Regions from separate parts of the Homo sapiens genome. Here region 1 is linked to region 2. Evidence: chromatin loops called from intact Hi-C (ENCODE). Cell type or tissue: IMR-90. All regions are shown on one strand. Links, peaks and the distances in the headings refer to the core of each region. The heading gives the core; the rest is flanking DNA.

The links. Peaks named below come from ENCODE experiments on the same cell type or tissue, not always from the same donor. Only the 100,000 strongest peaks of a DNase experiment are listed, where the experiment ranks them.
Region 1: a loop joins it to region 2, with 4 times the contacts of the local background. A loop is called at or near these places in 4 of 110 quality-filtered maps.

Annotation. Positions count from the first base shown.
Region 1 is chr9:76,251,184-76,259,979 of GRCh38, reverse strand. The region is part of intron 24 of PCSK5 (proprotein convertase subtilisin/kexin type 5); the gene reads right to left. Among named protein-coding and RNA genes, the nearest start is that of RFK, 140 kb to the left of the region's middle. In IMR-90, for the core only: no CTCF peak of the experiment used is centred there; a DNase peak (open chromatin) is centred at 3,709; H3K4me3 peaks cover 241 bases; H3K27ac peaks cover 689 bases.
Region 2 is chr9:76,177,578-76,186,373 of GRCh38, reverse strand. PCSK5 (proprotein convertase subtilisin/kexin type 5) reads right to left here. Exons shown (of 38, transcript NM_001372043.1): 15 at 6,676-6,778; 16 at 4,783-4,976; 17 at 1,617-1,701. Among named protein-coding and RNA genes, the nearest start is that of RFK, 210 kb to the left of the region's middle. In IMR-90, for the core only: no CTCF peak of the experiment used is centred there; DNase peaks (open chromatin) are centred at 4,823, 5,203 and 5,613; H3K27ac peaks cover 1,114 bases.

The DNA of each region.
Region 1 (8,796 bases), core at 348-8,347, 73 kb before region 2:
ATAGGGAGAAGTGGATGGTGAGGAAGAGAAAGGGCTTCACAGAAGAGAGGCGGCAAGCTGCTGATTTGGGCCACTGGTCCAGTCCAGTCCCCTCTGCTTCCAGATGAGGGAGGGAGACCCATAGACTGGGTTGAAACGACTCACCTGAGGTGAGCCCTGAGACTGAAGTATGGCTCTTCCATGCTCCACAAGGGCGCTTTCAAATCATTCACCATAGATTTACCTGTGAGGACGCTGACATTGACTTGGTTGAACATTATGGATGTTCAACCAAGCATGTTCAACCATATGCTTACCTGCATGTGGTAAGCATGATTCAAGGAGCTGATGAAACAACAGTAAATAGAATCGATCAAGTCTCTGCCTGCCTGGAAGTTACATTTTAAGTGAGGGAAGAAATACGACACACAGATATTAAAAGTCAATAAAACATCAAAATATCAGATACTTATATCTGATCTGCTAGAATTAAAGTAGGATGACTGAAGTGAGTGTGTGTGTGTGTGTGTGTGTGTGTGTGTGTAGTGTAGACAGAGAGGGAGGGAGGCTGAATTGGGTGCTGAGGATAAGCCTCTTAGGAGCTGACATTTAAACTGAGATGTGATGACAGGAAGGACCCAGCCACATTGGTATCTTGGGAAAAACATTCCAAGTAGAGGGAATAGCTAGTGCAGGGCCCTGGGGCAAGAATGGGCTACAGCAATCATGACTAGGGCCCTGCAGTGTAGCTGGAGAGGGAGGTGAGGAACAAGAGGTAGACACTGAGGCCAGAGATGTGCAGGAGACTAAAGTTAATAAGGCTCTTTTGAAAAAAGTACACATCTGTCAGTCATCAAGCATTATCTACTAGTTCTAGCTTCAGACAGACATATTATAGAATTCCCAAGGAAAGGATCACTGGCTTCTTGGCAGAGTAAAAGCATCATGCGCCATCATATGAGGTGTTTGTTAATTGGGCATAGCTCTGATGCTCTCCCTGGTTGCTTGCTAGGGTCCCAAGTGGCCCATCCCACTAATGCACATTTGGGCACATGATGTGACAGTTGGACAATGGCTTTGGGTAACTGTCATTAGCCACGTGCACCATGGCAAAGTGAAGTTGTTACTGACTTCATGGTTCGGATTTCCATTTCAACATTCAAGGGGGTAAATGACCGTACTCACTCTCAAGGAATAATTGACATAATTTATCTTTAAAATCTCAGTAGGTCAAACTTCCCATTTGTAAAACTTTCCAGTTGCTCCTTTGCCGAGCACATAAGATGAATTTACTTCTGAGCTGAGTTCTTGCATGCCAAATTTTTACAGCCTTAAATATAGTATTTTATCACTATTATAAATGGTTCTTGACTTACCTCCCACAGACCCTTTAGGGCTGAAGGCAAGAGGTCTCCCTAATTCACTTGTTTCAATTCATGTAAGATTTCTAAGTTGAAGCCAGGTCATTTGGATAATATTTCAAATGTACAGGCTGTATTTCTGCTGAACACAATAAATCTGAAATTTTACAATTAGCTTGGGCAGCTAGCATGATTGCACTAGGCTTTCCAATAAGCACCCCTTCAAAAGAACTTTCCTTCTCTCTCAAGACTCACCTCCAAACCTGACCCAAAGGCTCAATGTCATCACTCAAATGCTGGGGTCATGGTAATCTGGAGCCTATATTTTTGGGTTGATTTTATTTTTCCAGTGGAAGATCCAGGTTACTAGCAATTATTTGAGGGCATAAAATTCTACCATGATGATAAATTAGGCTGTCAGCTCTTTCTGGTCCATATCAGAGGTTGGAGAGACTGATAAACTTTTCTATTCTAATGTTCTACCACCTACCCCTCTGGAGATAATGCCATGTCTGTGCTCTTGCCCTGGTGATCTGATTGAGTGGGGACTGTTCTCCCAGTGTCCCCAGGGCCCTCCCTGTACCTGGGAGCTGTGGAAAAGGGAGCTGAGAGGTAGACATCCTTGGGTTACCTGCCTGGTTCATACAAAACAATATTCACTTGTCTCACCTAATAATGGATAGTTTATAGCTAGTCAGAACACACTGTCTTTATGGAAAACATATACATATAGGAAAACATATATACATAAAGGAAAGTTGGTTGCTACAGATAGTCACAGGCACAGCTGCGAGGAAAAAAGTTTTGATTGACCCAGTCACATCATCCATGAGAACATGACTAAGGTTTGGAGAGGTCAGCCTGGATACCCCTTGCCTTCCACTGCTTCAATTTGGGGTACTTGGCCAAAGGGTGATCAGTGAGGCATGGCCCTGTCCAGATCCTGCCCCTGGAACTGGTCCTTCTCCAGCTTGCCGCAGCGTTTAGTCCCCGTTCTGCTTCTGACGGCCCCGGCTGGCCCACTGTGCTGGAAGCTGAACTGGAGGCTGCGGGGAGGACTGGAGCCAAATTTTCCCTGGTGGGAGGTGCAGAGAGACTTTGTGGAAAGGATGAGTCTGGATGCCTACCAAATTACCCTCCTGTTGACTTTTGGAAAGCAGGAATTTCAGGCTCTAGAGGTGCAGAGGCAATTTACTGACACTCATCGTTGGCCCAACTCTCAGTTGGAGACCAGCCTGTTGAGCAGCTGGGTATCAACATGCAGATGCTCCTGTCTTATCCACACACAGCATCTCTCTATTCTGGTGTCTGCTCTGTGACTTAAATCAATTTTTTTTTTCTCCTCAACCAGTGGAGCTTGAAGCTCTTCCTACCATCTATGAAATAGCAGTTTGGTTGTGGCATAGGGAGATGGAGAGTTGGGGGGTGAGATGAGGACAGATAATAACAGGCACAGAAGTCACAGATAGTTACTGAGTGCCTCCCTGTTGACAGGCACTGTGCTAAGTGCTGTGACACAGTGGTGCATGTCAGACATGTGGCTTCAGATACACCAACAGGCTTCTCAGAAAAAGGGTGAACGTAGAGAGAAAGCAAATTAAATTCTGTTTTGATATTCACAATAGAGCCTCTTGGTTCCTCTCTCTTGAAGAACTCAAGATATGAGCACCTTTCTAGTTTTCATCATAATCTCTAGGGACCTATTAGGAGGTACAAGGAAGGCAATTTATGTGATGCTTTCCTTTATAAAACAGGATAGAATTAAGAAACAAAAAATGTAAAGGGCTTGCCCAAGATTTTCACTGTGTTAAGGGAAGGATGGAAATGAATAGAGACTAAGATTTCTGACTCAATTTTCCACACTCCTGCAAAACTAAATGAGACCTAACCATCTGAAGTTCTAGTCACTACTGCCAGACTCATTTTTATTTTTCTTTAAGCGTGATGAACAGGCACGAGCTGGGGTCTTGATTGACTAAGGGTTTCAGAAAAATCGAAGATATTTCACTAAAAGGAAGTAATTTGGCAATGATTTTCCAGGTTATTATTCCTAATCATGCAGAATCATTCTCACTGGTTTCCAGATTCATCTGTAAAGGTGAATCCATCCCTCCAGCTCAACTGCCCTTGGACGTTTAATGTCACAGACCCCACATTGCTTTCGAGACTGGCAGACGGTCTTCTGAACCCTCCACCCTGTGTGTCCGGCTCGACCACACTCCGCTTTTGTTTAACGAGGTTTGTTTTGGAAGTACTTGGCTCAGTTCTCTCTGCAAGCTTACGTGATCCAGACAGACTTGGCTCACAGCTCGACTTAGCAGGTCAGTTACACAACAAGTAGGAGGAACTTCGATTATACCCGGCTCCGGGGGAAATAGCGTAATAGCATGAAGAGCCAAGATGATGAGCTAATTGCTCTAGAATTGAACTTAAGATACCTCGCCACTATGTTCTTCTCCCCCATAACTCTAAGAATGTGAGCTTGAATGTTGGAGAAGGAGCAAAGGAAATGTCAGGAGACACAACTAAGGAACAGAGAATGTAATCAAGAATGAAACAAATGCAGCAGACCAACCTTTGCACAACTTTCATTTATGTTCTTTAGGAAAATAGTGTATGAGTGCAGTCTACTTTGGAAAAAGAGCAACTATTTGGTTGGTCTGTGGGTTTGGAGCCAGACAGTCCTAAGTCTGAATTTGGCTCTAACACTTGCTAGCTGTGTAACTTTAGGCAAATGACATAAGCTCCCTGGGCATTGGTTTTTTCATCTATAAAATGAGGATAAGGAATTTTTTTCTTCTTTTTGAGACAGGATCTTGCTCCATTGCCCACGCTGGAGTGCCATGGTGCCATCATAGTTCACTGCAGCCTCAGCCTCCCGGGATCAACCAATCCTCCTGCCTCAGCCTTCTAAGTAGCTGGGACTATGGGTGCGTGTAACCGCACCAGGCTAACTTAAAAAAAAAATTTATTTGTAGAAATGGGGCCTTGATGTGTTGGCCAGGCTGGTTTTGAACTCCTGACTTCAAGTGATTCCCCTCACCTGCCACCTTAACTGCCCAAAGTGCTAGGATTACAGGTGTAAGCCACTGAGCCTAGCCTATCATAAGGATTTTGAGCAGAGAGAATTACATTGAAGATTAGAGGTCATGTTTGTAAAATGTCCACCTAGCTGAACAATACATTCTAATATAATGTATCTGCCTCTGTTTCAGCTTCCATTCTCAACACAGTATCTTAAACAGATGTTGAAGTTATCTGTTTCTATATCTATCTTAATCAGTGGCTTTCAACTCTGGTTGCACATTAGAATTAGTCAGGGAGTTTTTTAAAATTATTTTTTTTATTTTTTTGAGAGAGAGTCTTATTCTGTTGCCCAGGCTGGAGTGCAGTGGCATGATCACAGCTCACTGAAACCTCAATTTCCCGGGCTCAGGCAATCATCCCACCTCAGCCTCCCTAGTAGCTGGGACTACAGGTCTGTACCACCACACTCAATTAATTTTTGTATTTTTAGTAGAGATGGGGTTTCACCATGTTGCCCAGGCTGATCTCAAACTCCTGGCCTCAAGTGATCCACCCACCTCAGTCTCCCAAGGTGTTGGGATTACAGGCATGAGCCACCATGCCTGGCCAGGGCGTTTTAAAAAAATACTGATGCCCACACCTCACTCCAGACTAATTAAATTAGAAACATTGGGAGTAGGTATCAGCACCTGCATTTTACAGCTCCGCAGGATCCTAATATGTACCCAGAGCTGAGAACTTCTGGCCTATCGCATTTGCATGTGAGCAGCTTAGGAGCAAAGAACAAGCTTTATTCATCTTTATATCCCCATGTCTAGCCTGATGTAGATGCTCAGGAAATATTTCTTGAATCTAACTCAAAAACTGAGAGATGCTGTTCAGATTCCCAAGACGTGTCTTATATGGGCGAATACATTTTTTAGGCAGCAAACAAAGGCAAGAGACAGCAGCACTTGCTATTGTCACAGTAGGCATTTGAAAAATGACACTAAAGAAGGGTCAAGTTCCTTTTAGCTGACAGCCTACCTATTGACTATAAGGCATTGACCACTGGTCCTCTTCTTGACTCATCAGTTGCCAGAGATAAAAGAAGTGAGATAACAGAATACTTGGGGAAATTTCATCTTTTTTTTTTTTTTAAATAGTGACTTCTTCAAAAGAGTTGCTTTGAGAGAAGAAAAAAGTTAGACATTTCCAAGGTAAGACAATGGACAAGTTCAGAGGAGCAGAAGAGAAATAATTTATTGAAGCATATCGGGCACACATCTGGGACTATTTCATGTACAAACACACAATGTGAAAGCTCAGAATATGCCAGCAACAGTCCCATGACCCATAGTCATTCCCCTGTGAGACTGTCACCATTACACACAATCATTATTTTCTCTCTTTTCTGCAGGCACATGGTAAGATTGCACCTCCCCACTCTCTGATCCCAGGCGTAATCATGTAACTTGCTTTAGCCAAAAATACGTAAGCAGGAGGTACAAGTGCCACATCCTGGAGAAACCTCTAAGAGCCAGTGTCTGCTTTGTGTCTGCCATGGCAAGGTAGTGGCTGCTCTATCAACCTGGTCCTGAATTAAGGATCACACAGAGCAGAGTTCTCAGCTCACCCATGATGAAGATGTAGCATGAGAGAGAAATAAACCTGTGTTGTTTGAAGTCACCGAGATTTGGGAAATACAACCCTGTGTATCCTAGTGTTTACTTATAACAAAGAGCTTCTAAGCCAACTACTTCCTTTGTGAAGACAGGGAGCAAAGTTATGCACAAGGTTGCTCCAAACAAACTGCTTCTGAATTACTCTGTCATTTCCCATATGCATAAAATTGGTCACATTTCAACATTTCTCTAACCCTCAGTTTCCCCATATGTAAAAATTGTTGGGTTGCAGATGTGAAAACACATCACGTACATTAAGCGTGTAGCCTGGTGATGCTTGATAAATATTAGGCTATACAGTCCTATTATATGTGGAATAAACGGAACAAGTGATAGGAAAGCAGAAAGCACAAAAGTACACAATAAATATGTGCCAAATGAATCAATGAAGAAAGCCAGGATGAGTAAGGGACAATGAAACTGCACAATGTCTGCAAGTTCTTCCAACTTTGTGTTCTCTTTTTTAAAGGTTTTATGTCTTCTTAGTACCCATCTGTGAAATGAGGTATCATTTAGACAATGAGGGGGCAGGGAGGCTCTAATGAATACAAAATAGAAACAGTCAGTTTATAATTTTTTTAAAGACAGAACTGTTTAATGGAGCTTGTTTCTCTTATCTTCAGAAGACTATTGACATTGCATTTATATTCTAAACCTTCCTCTGAAGCTGGCTCTGAGTTTGGCCTTAAAAAAAAAAAAAGAAGAAGAAGAAGAGGCATCCTGAATGTCCCTTCCCCATCTGCCCATGGAGACGATGGTCAGTAACTCCCTGGGTCATGCACTAAGGTTGGCTACACAGTGGATGATGCACTAGGTCCCTGAAAAGACGATGCTTTATGAATGCTGAGCAGCGGTTTTACAATCAGCCACTTCCTTCCAATTTAAAGGAGACAAACTGCTGGTATATATTTTATTCTGCAATATATTTGGTTTGGAAGGTACCAAAATGGTTTGACACCGTTCTTGTGCCTCTGAAAGTATGTGGAAATGTTCCAGTGAGAGATCTGAGTAAAAGTGAAATAAATAGCAGTCAATGTCCACAGTATTTAACTTGAAAACCTTGCATATCTGCTGCAATAGCAAATTAAAGAGTGAACTTCATGTCTTCCATATCGCCAATACTTTTTCTATGAACTAGGGTCTCACTTCCTATGGAAAGATGGAGTAGTAAGAGTAAATGAGGTTGGTTCTCTAAGTCCTAGATTTGAAGCTTGAATTTAATGTGGGTTGAGATGAAAAGGGTTAGGGTGTCTTCTGCCAATCACATACTTATAATAGAACCCACTTTCCCACAGAGCACGAAGGTCCTTTGTAGAGGTAAACGAAACTGAAGGAAGGTAAAGTGGTGGGGAGGATGCCACGGCTAACTGAAAATATGCTCACTGACTCTCTCAGTCTTGCTGCTGTAGAGCTCTCCCCTGTGTGCTCAATCCCATCTCAGAACCTTCCAGATGTAGGCCTTGAAGGCTGACAGCTCTAGATGAGCAGTGAACCCAAATTAATTTGCATGACTATGAAGAACAGTGTCACTGTTTGACTGGTTGAGTCAGTTATGTCATTGGGCATGAAGATGTAGCCAAAACTAAATATGATGGCTTTAGTATGAAGGACTGAGGAAAGGGGCAGAAAAGAAGCCTTTCTTTATCTTATTTTTATTATTATTATTATTATTTTTTCTGAGACGGAGTCTCGCTTCTGTCACACAGGCTGGAGTGCAGGGGCACGCGATCGCGGCTCACTGCAAGCTCCGCCTCCCAGGTTCACGCCTTTCTCCTGACTCAGCCTCCCGAGTAGCTGGGACTACAGGCACCCCGCCACCATGCCCGGCTAAGTTTTTGTATTTTTAGTAGAGACGGGGTTTCACCGTGTTAGCGAGGATGGTCTCGATCTCCTGACCTTGGGATCCACCCACCTCGGCCTCCCAAAGTGCTGGGATTACAGGTGTGAGCCACCACGCCCGGCCTCTTTTATCTTTTTATAATTGCAAAAAAGCATAATATTCTGCTCTAGAATCAGAAGGGAAGAACATTAGCTAGTATGATTGGAATGTAATAAAATACATGAGTTTTGGTCTGGGGCTATTCAGGGTCAAGTCCTGATTCTACTAGTTACCAGCCTAGTGAACTTATCCACATTTCTAAATGTTCTGACCTTTATGTCTTCAGCTGAAAAATGAGAACAATAATTATTATATCTATTCCATAGAGTTAAGTCAGGTAATATACTTAAAAAACTTAGTACAGCACCTGGCACATTAGTAAGTATTCAATAAATGCTAGCAATTCAGTTACTGTATTATACAGAATCAGCAAAGAGAATATTAATGGAATCATTCTAATGTTGAAGTACTTTTCTTTTTCTTTCTGTCTTTTTTTTTTTTTTTTTGAGACGGAGTCTCGCTCTGTCACCCAGGCTGGAGTGCAGTGGCACAATCTCGGCTCACTGCAAGCTCCGTCCCTCCAGGTTTAAGCAATTCTCCGTCTCAGCCTCCAGAGTAGCTGGGATTACAGGTGCGTGCCACCACGCCCAGCTAATTTTTTTGTATTTTTAATAGAGACGGGGTTTCACCATCTTGGCCAGGCTGGTCTTGAACTTCTGACCTCATGATCCACCCGCCTTGGCCTCCCAAAGTGCTGGGATTACAGGCGTGAGCCACCGCGCCTGGCCTTCTTTCTTTCTTTAGAGATGGGGTCTAACTCAGTCACCCAGGCTAGAGTGCAGTGGCGTGATCATAGCTCACTGCCGCTTTGAACTCCTGGGCTTAA
Region 2 (8,796 bases), core at 240-8,239:
AATGTGAAAAATTGGCACTTGATTCCATTACTGGCAAAAATTTGGGTACGTTTGGAACAACTTGGCTATGTAAAATTTTCTTTTTCAACTGTGAAACCTAAATAAAGATCAAATATTTCTCATAAAAACAATTTTGTCTGAATTGAGATGTGTTCTAAGGGTAAAATATATATCAGATTTTGAAGACAGTACAACAATGAAAAAGAATGAAAGACATCTGATAAGTTTTTATATTGTTGAAATGATAATATTTTAGATATATTAGGTGAAATAAAATATTTTATTAAACTCATTTCCCCTGTATCTTTTTACTTCTCTTAATGTGGTTACTGGCATATTTAAAATTACATATATGGCTCTCATGTTTCTACCGGCATGCACTGGTTTAACATACTCTATACAATGTTCCCTAAGAAATAAAATAATTTAAATCATCTTTTATTTCTCATGAACCAAGTATGTGCCAGATGGTAGAATAGGTATTTTGTAAATGTTATCACAGTTAACCTTTATCATAATCCAGCAAAACAGGGATTATTATTATCATCATTTTATAGAGGAGAAAATGAAGGCTCGGAGTAGTTAAGTGACTTGCCCCAAATCACACAGTTAATAAATAGCAGAGGAGGATGTGAGCCCACATCTACTTTCTTTCCTTCTATTATACTGCTTTGCTCCTTCTCCAAGAAGAATTAGGTGGCTAATTCTTTCTCAGTACTGAAGTCTTGAGATGAAAATTGCCAAGTAAGCTAATACTGAATGCATTCATGGGGGGAAAAAGAAATGAAGCCATAGATAATTAATCTAAATGAAAATGATGCTCCAATACTGGTTAATGGTGAAGAATGTACCTGCCTGGAAACTGCCTGGACCCTGCCTAGTTTACCTCCAATCACAGGTGGAAATAAAGATATGATCAATACTTAAAAGAAATCCAGTGCAGCAGAGTTCTAATTCTACGTACAGCCTCAGTCCAACTCTTCACTAAATGCAGAATGGTCTCACCTTCCCTACTGAGATCAAGAGGCTACCTAGTTAATTTGAGCTGTACATTGTTCTCTTAGAGAGTTGACCAACTATTGAGCTTTAGCAATGAGCAAGTCATCCATTCAAGGAAAACATCTCCTGGTGTTAAATCTATGTGCATACCATAGCATAATGGAACCAAGCCTGAGATACTTAAGATAAGAGAATGATTGGCTATGTGGAGAGAAATAATAAAGATAAGGGAATAATTTCCGACCATCCAAGGAATGAATCGGGGGATTAAATATAATTCATTGGTATTACCTGCAAAGTAATCCTTGACTGGCACAATGCAGGTTAAAAAGCACAAAGAATGCCTCTCAAATGGCCATTTTTATTGAGTTTTATCTGAGCCATCTTTTCTAAAGAGAATTTATTTGGATATAACCCTTCTTTAGCCAACACAGCATCCCATTTTTCACATATAATAGCAGAGATAATGCAAATAGCAATCAAGTGCTTGAATGGGAGTCAAACCCAGGGTAGATCATAAGAGAGCTGTTTATTTACTTGTTTATCATTTTTTCATTTTATTTACATTGAGAAGCTCTTTGGGCTGTGTTACTTGATAAAATCCTTCACTCTCTTACCTTAACCCATCCCTACATTCTGTACAGTTATGGAATTCAGTACATGTCTTGCAGTTTTCACTGCATTTCCGGCAAAGATTTTTCTCTGTTAAAAAAAAGAGAAAGTTGTAAATCAGTTGGTCAATTGGATTCCATAAAAGCATCAGAGATGTTCTAATGCTTGCTAATGTATGCTACAGTACCTATGGCCTTGACTAGACAATTGCAGGAAAAGCCACAGAATCACTATTTGTTATCATTTCTCAGCAAACCAAGTACAGACAGGAACTGTAACACTGGAAAACACCTTAGACTTCTCTGCCATTTTGCAGACAAGAAAATGATAGCCTAGCTAATTCTTAGTTGAATAGTTTATAGGTCTTTTTTTTTTCTTCTTCTTCCTAGTCTCTCTCCCCAGGAGGGTTTCCTAACTTGCAACAGTGCAAATCCCCCTCATGAAGCTGGGACAACATCACTGTATAGGGATTGAAAGGCAATGCCTGAGACGAAGGAATGGGAATGTAGACCCCCATGCTCATAGCTTTTAGGACTGGTCAGTTGAGCTGAACTAGAGAAGGGAATCTACATTTAAGACTGCAAGGGTAAGGATTGCTTATTTCTAACATTGTTTATTTTAAACACTATTTTAGTGTCTTGCACTTTACAGCTGCAGTGGAATTGGTATAAATGTTATTACAATTCAGATAATATCTCTATTCTGGAGAAATCTATATTCTGGAGAATAGAAATGTATCATTTGAACAAGTATACTGTGAATACTTGCTTTCCTAGTTACTACCAGGTCCATATTGAAAAAAGTTGGCAAATTTATGGTTGTTCTGTGGAGGAAAATATTTGGCATATTAAGAAAGTCCTTCTACCTTAGATAAAATTTTGCTAATGTCTTGGTACCTGCTCTGATATGCAAGTGGATTATATCCATGTGAATTTGTAGAAATGAATGAAGCTTTCTTCATGGGCTTCCATCTGCTCTTTAAATGTTGATGTTCTTCAGGGTTCCATAGAGAAACACAGCTTAGTGGATCCCTGCAAGGGCCTGCTGGATCAAGTCTGAGCCTCTGAGCATGAAATACGAAGCCCCTTACAATCTTAACAGTAGTCATCATACGGTCTCTCTCACTGTCTCATTGAGAACACTGCACATGCATAGAATCTTAACTCAGATGACCTAGATTTGCATTCTGCTTTAAGCACCTCCAGTGGGCAAATTCAGGGTCTCTGTTCTTTTATTCATTAAAATGAGATTACAATGTTACCCACCTCTCTGGTTGTCTTGAGAAGTTAAATAAAATTAATTATTCAAGGGAACGATATGAACTATTAAGCACTGTAAATGTGTTGGCAGTAATTATTACTAGTCATTATCATATGTGATCATCATGTTGTACATAAATGGACTCATTAGAGAGGAAAACTATAACATAAGGCAATTACATAGAAAGAGAGAGATATACAAACCACTTGGATCAACACTTCCTGGTAGCTGAAGTCATAGTTTGAACACCTTAATTATCTACCTTCTAGGCTCTGGAAACAACGGACTCTCAATTACCTTGGTTCTGTCATACAACATTCCAGAATCAAATTTCTTTTTCAAGGCTCAACCTTCCTGATAGAATTTTGACTTTTTTCCTCACAAGGAATACTGCATATTTCTGTGGATTCTTTATGCCCCCTTCTGTCTCCCAATTTCTCCTTTCTCCCTCAAGTCAAATTTCATGTTCTAAATTTTGGGGCAAGCAAGAAAGGCAGAGTCCTTACCCACTGCCCTAAAGGGTAAGTTGAAAGACCCTCTCTGCCTCACAGAGAAATGCTCCTCTTTGAAACCAGAGAGAATTTCACTTCTTAAGAAGCAAGAGTATTCACTTCAGATTTCTTGTCTGATTTTATTTTAAATAACTCTTGTTCTTTTAAACTTGAGTTTTCTCTTTGTCTCCTTAGGTTGTGCAAAAACATGAAATTTCAGTGCCATCATATACCATGGTATGAGGTCCTTGTTAAGAGAAATTATCCAGAACTCAGAAATAAAGGAAAAGATAACTGCAGTCCTTTTCAGAGCCACACTAGAGCACTGTCTAATAGGTCTACCTTAAGACTATTTAATTCTCTAGGGCAATATACCTTCGTCTGTTTGCTAATGATGGCTGATTAGGGCCCAAACTCTGTGTTAAGGTACACATTTTTGTTTGGTAAAGTTGCAAATTACTCCTATTCATTAGAAAAAAAAAACACTCCCCCAAATTCTACTTGTATTGCCATGTAGAAAATTATTAAATTATTCAATTTTGTCTCCAACTTAGCAAAAGGATTTCCATTTTGCCTTTCCTGGTGGACTACAGTACCTGATCATCTTTTAGCCCTATTTGTCACCTTGCAAGTTCCCTCATTAGTGGGTTAAATAAGTCATTGACAAATGTTCATTCTACTCTTAAAAGACAGTCATATTTTTTGAACTTTTTAAAAAGTATATTTTGATATCATACAGGCCTGGTGTCTATTTGGTCAGTATGCAGAAAAGAGCAGCCTGAATGTTGTCCTTAGCAAATCTGCTTGTAAGGTTGGCCCATGGCTGGCACATCTGGGAACTTGAATTTTGGGAGGGTTCCCACTACCCTGAAAAGAGTGGCTCACTTTGTCTAAACTGTTTGTATAAACAATATGGTTTATGGTGAACACCTATTTTCCTTTGAAGACTCTGGAATTTTGGTATGTGTCAGGTCTGACCAGCCCCCAGTGACAACCCTGGGCCCTGAGTCTCTAATGAGGTTCCCTGGTAGACAACATTTCATGCACGTCGTCACGCATTGTTGCACGGGGAAGTGAATATGCCCTGTGTGGCTGAACCTTGTTCCATATGCCTTTTCCCTTTGATGATTTGTTGCTGTAATATCTCCTATCTGTGAGTTCATGAGCACGACTATACCCCAGGCCTTGTGAATACTCCCAGCAAATCACTGAATCTGGGGGTGGTCTTGAGGATACTCTGACAAAGTTATAAGCATTTTTACATGAAGCTTCTAAAGGGTTCTCTTAAAATGAATGAACTAGATCCTGTTTGATATGAAGCACAATTCCAGATTTCACAAAGAGGCTATCCCTCCTGAGGTCACTCAAATGAAAACACCACATTTCTTCTCTAAAACCCAAGTATTTGAAGTGAGCTTACTGGTATCCTGATATGACCCATCAGGGCAGTGAGTAACACAGCTGTTGGTTTCTTCATTCAGAAAGTATCCATATTTGCAGGACATGCATTGGTCACCATGGCTCCCAAAGCAGGACTCACAGTTGGGGGCACACTTCCTGCAGCGCTTCTTGTCGGCGTGGTAGTGGCCAGGGGGGCAGCTGGAGACACAGATCCTGCATTGTGAAACAATAAGAAAGAAGGCAGCGTCATGAGCAAACCAGTCCCCAGCATTCTCTTGGAGGTGCTGAGCAAATGGCTGAGCTCAGCTTCCAAATCACTTTTAAACCAGGATGCCAACACCACATCCAGAGAGCCAGATTGTTTGTTAAACTTCCTCCTGCACAGTGTGCTGAAGTAGCAATGCAGTTACCCAACACCAAATCTACCAAGGACTTGTCAAACCATTTCCTGGTTTGCACCTAGCTCTTGAAAAATGATGATGGTTACAGAGAGGAAGGTTATGGTGGTGAATCAGAGGAAAACTATGTGGGAACCACAACTCTATTCAAAAAGGTCCCTTTAAAAAGGTGTGACTTCTATTTTCGTGTGTTGTTTGTCATATGGATCCTGTATGTGCATGTGTGAGTGGTGGTGGTGGTTGTATGCTGTTGTCTAAATTAATATAAATATATTTAAATTTATGTTGTATATGAGAACACTTAAAAAAAAAAAAAAACTTCCTTGTTTGCCCATAATGGAAGCACAGAGCTTTATTTATCCATTCAACAAATATTTACTGAGCACCAATTAAATATCAGGCATGTTGCTAAGTGCAGGAGATAACAGAGGCTGGGAGATAGCCAAAGTCCTCCTTTCTCTTAAGGAATTTAAATTCCAGCAGACTTACAGCAGGAATTCTTAACACGTCTGGGTCTGTCTGGGGGACTGGAGTATGGAGGAACCGTGTGGCAGCTATGCTTAGTGAGTTTTCGCCTGAAGGAGGAGGGAGAAGGTGGGTGGGGCTGTGGGAGACAAGGGGAGGTCAGGATGAACTCTGATGGGGGCAGTCACCATTCCTTGGCTCTGCCCAGGAAACATATCTGCACAGCTCAAGCAGACACCAGGGGCTCAGAGGCACAGGGTCCACCTTAGTGCCCAGGGCAGAAGAGTGAGATCAAGCAGGACCAACCCCTTTGCCACACTGATGGCCTATGTGCTGGAAAATGTGGAAAAGCATCAGTTTGGCCTGTGCATTGGCATCTTTGTGAAGCCATGAAATCAAACATCAGTGGGGTGGAAAGGACATGAAACTTGTGTGAGATGGGAGGAATAAGTTCAAGAAATCTATTGTACCTCATGATGACTAGAGTTAATAACAATTTATTGTGTACTTGAAAATTGTGACGAGAGTAGTGTTTAAGTGTTCTGGCCACAAAAAAAGATAAGTATGTGAGCTAATGCATATGTTAAATAGCTGGATTTAGTTGTTCCAAAACGTGTGTACGTATGTATATGTGTGTGTGTGTATATATATATATATATACACACACACACATATATATATAAACATCATGTTATGCATTATAAATACATGCAGTTTTTACTTGTCAATTAAAAAAAAAAAAAAGAAAGGTCTGGAGGGGCAGGTGCTTAGCTGGTTCCTCCACCGTCCTCCAAACGTGAGAGAAGACATTTGCAGTTTCACAGCATACATGCACATTTTGCGTTTTGTAACTCAATATAGTTTTCACCATTCTGAATAACACAGGGAGGCAGTCGGCCTGCACAGCAGCCTCTTTTCTATGTTTCGGTCCTGGTGGGAGAATAGTGGAAGATGCCAGTGGCCTGCACACACCCCATGGTATTAGCCTTGCAGGAACTCCTAAGATGCCTGGCACATGCTGTGGGGATGTGACTTGGCACCTCTCTTACCTGGTATTGTTTTTCAGCTTGTAGTAGTAGTGCAAACAGTCATTGCAGTGGTCTGGTCCTGGCCCGTCACAGCCAACCTCACTGCACTCAGGGTCGCAGGGACCTTTCCAAAAGACATTAGAACAATACTTGGAAAAATGATTTTAGAGCAGGTCAGCTTTACCTTGAATTTGGTATAAAAATAAGACTTTTTTTTTTCTTATGCAGAGAGTTTCTTTAAGACAGAGGAATAATTGTCAATGTGGCTTTAGGTCCAGAGATGAGCTCTTGACTTTTTTTGACTTTTGATTCCTAGGCAACCTCAATTACCTAGGTATAAAGAATGTAAATTCTAGTCATGGCCTGGTCTTCAAAGCATATATGGCTGCCTTGTGGTAGATAAATATTTGAGAATTCAAATGAACTGTAGCAACTGGAAAAAAACCAACTGCAATTAAGTATGTGTAATAGTAAAAAGATTGGATTTGTAGAAAAGAGAGAAGTTGTTGACAAAAAAGAAAAAAGCATTATTATTTAACGCCTGGACCAAATGACCTGTCTCATTAAAGCTACTGAATACCTCTGAAATACTGTGGCCAGGAAGAAACACCATTACAGCACCTGGCACAAGCTTATCAGCATCCAGTCTCAGACACAGATAATAGATTTAAAATTGCATCCTACACAAAGGCCAATGGGCAATTCAACAAAAGAAAATGACATATAAATTTAAAAAAAACGCAAGCAAGCTTAAAGGATTCCAGACCTGGGATGAAAGTTCCCAATCTCTCTTACTACATATTCTTTGGTATAGAACTGAAGATAATGAACAGTAAGAAAAAAAAATGCCAGAAAGATGGAGCTATTTTGTGATTGATGAAAAACTTTCTAATGACATGGGCTAGTTATAGAAGTTTTTAATTCTCTTCTTTGTTCTCCATATTCTGGAACATTTGGTCTCATAATCTGCAAACTCTTTCCCACTGAAAATTCATATGATTTTAACTAGCAATAAATATATTGAATGAAATGTACAAATAGTAAGTCAAGGGTAGTAGAAAATCTACTTATTGTAACCCAAAGGACTTACTGTTACACCTTGGTTTCTTTGAGTCATTATGGGACTATGTTTCATAATTAACTGAATCACAGAAACATAAAAAAATGTTAGAACTCGGGTGGAATGACTTAGAGAAAAATCTGGTAGTCAAATACCCTCATTTTACTGATGAAGAAACTGATTTTCCAAGAATTTCAGTGGCTTGCCCAGTATCACATGGTGAGGAGAGGGGATCAACATAGGCCCTGATACTTAGGTAAAAATTCCTGCTTAGATGTAGCAAATCACGTACTAGGGATGACTTCTCCATCTGAATGGAAATAAGTCATTTCAAAATGCTGCAGACTCGAATATACTTCTGATTAACTGCAAGAGTCATTTGACAGCACTGCTTATTTCTATTTTCCCCAAAGCTTCAAATCGATCTCCAAATTCCATAGCTACTGCAACTTGGGACATTTTAGCCATCTGCCATCGTACACCAGGGGAGTGGTGTCTCTGCTGTCTATGGACTGAAGTTCAGCCAGCTGTGATCTCACAGTCCCTTGGATCCAATGACACAGTACGGGAATCTGGTTATGATAACGCCATCTGTGTCTCTAATCTGGCTGACTTCTAAATGAAGGTGAAAATTGCAGCTCCAAAGGAAAGGAGTCATGGGTGGCCCTAAATTTTCACCAGATGACTTCTAGAATTAAAAAAAAAAAAATCCCAAACATTTATTCTTGATATTTGCCAAAAGGGCTCTCACTGTATGGCAAATTCACATACTATGCTGTTTCTTTTATCATCTTAAACTGTCCCAGATGAAGTTTAGCATTGTAGGTTGCAGGATAATAATGCAATAATAGTCTTGGTTCTCTCACAAGTGCCAATATTGATGTTTTAGAGATATAATCAGAAAAACCACAAAGATATATAACTGTTCTGAATCTCAACATTCCAAAATTTGAATGGGAAACATTACCAAAATATGAATAAAGAGTAACAGCTTACTATTATACTCTATTTATGTTTTTTGGATCTACTTTCTCCTATCCGAGAAGACAAAATAGTTTGCTAGTTAAAATATAAATAGCAAT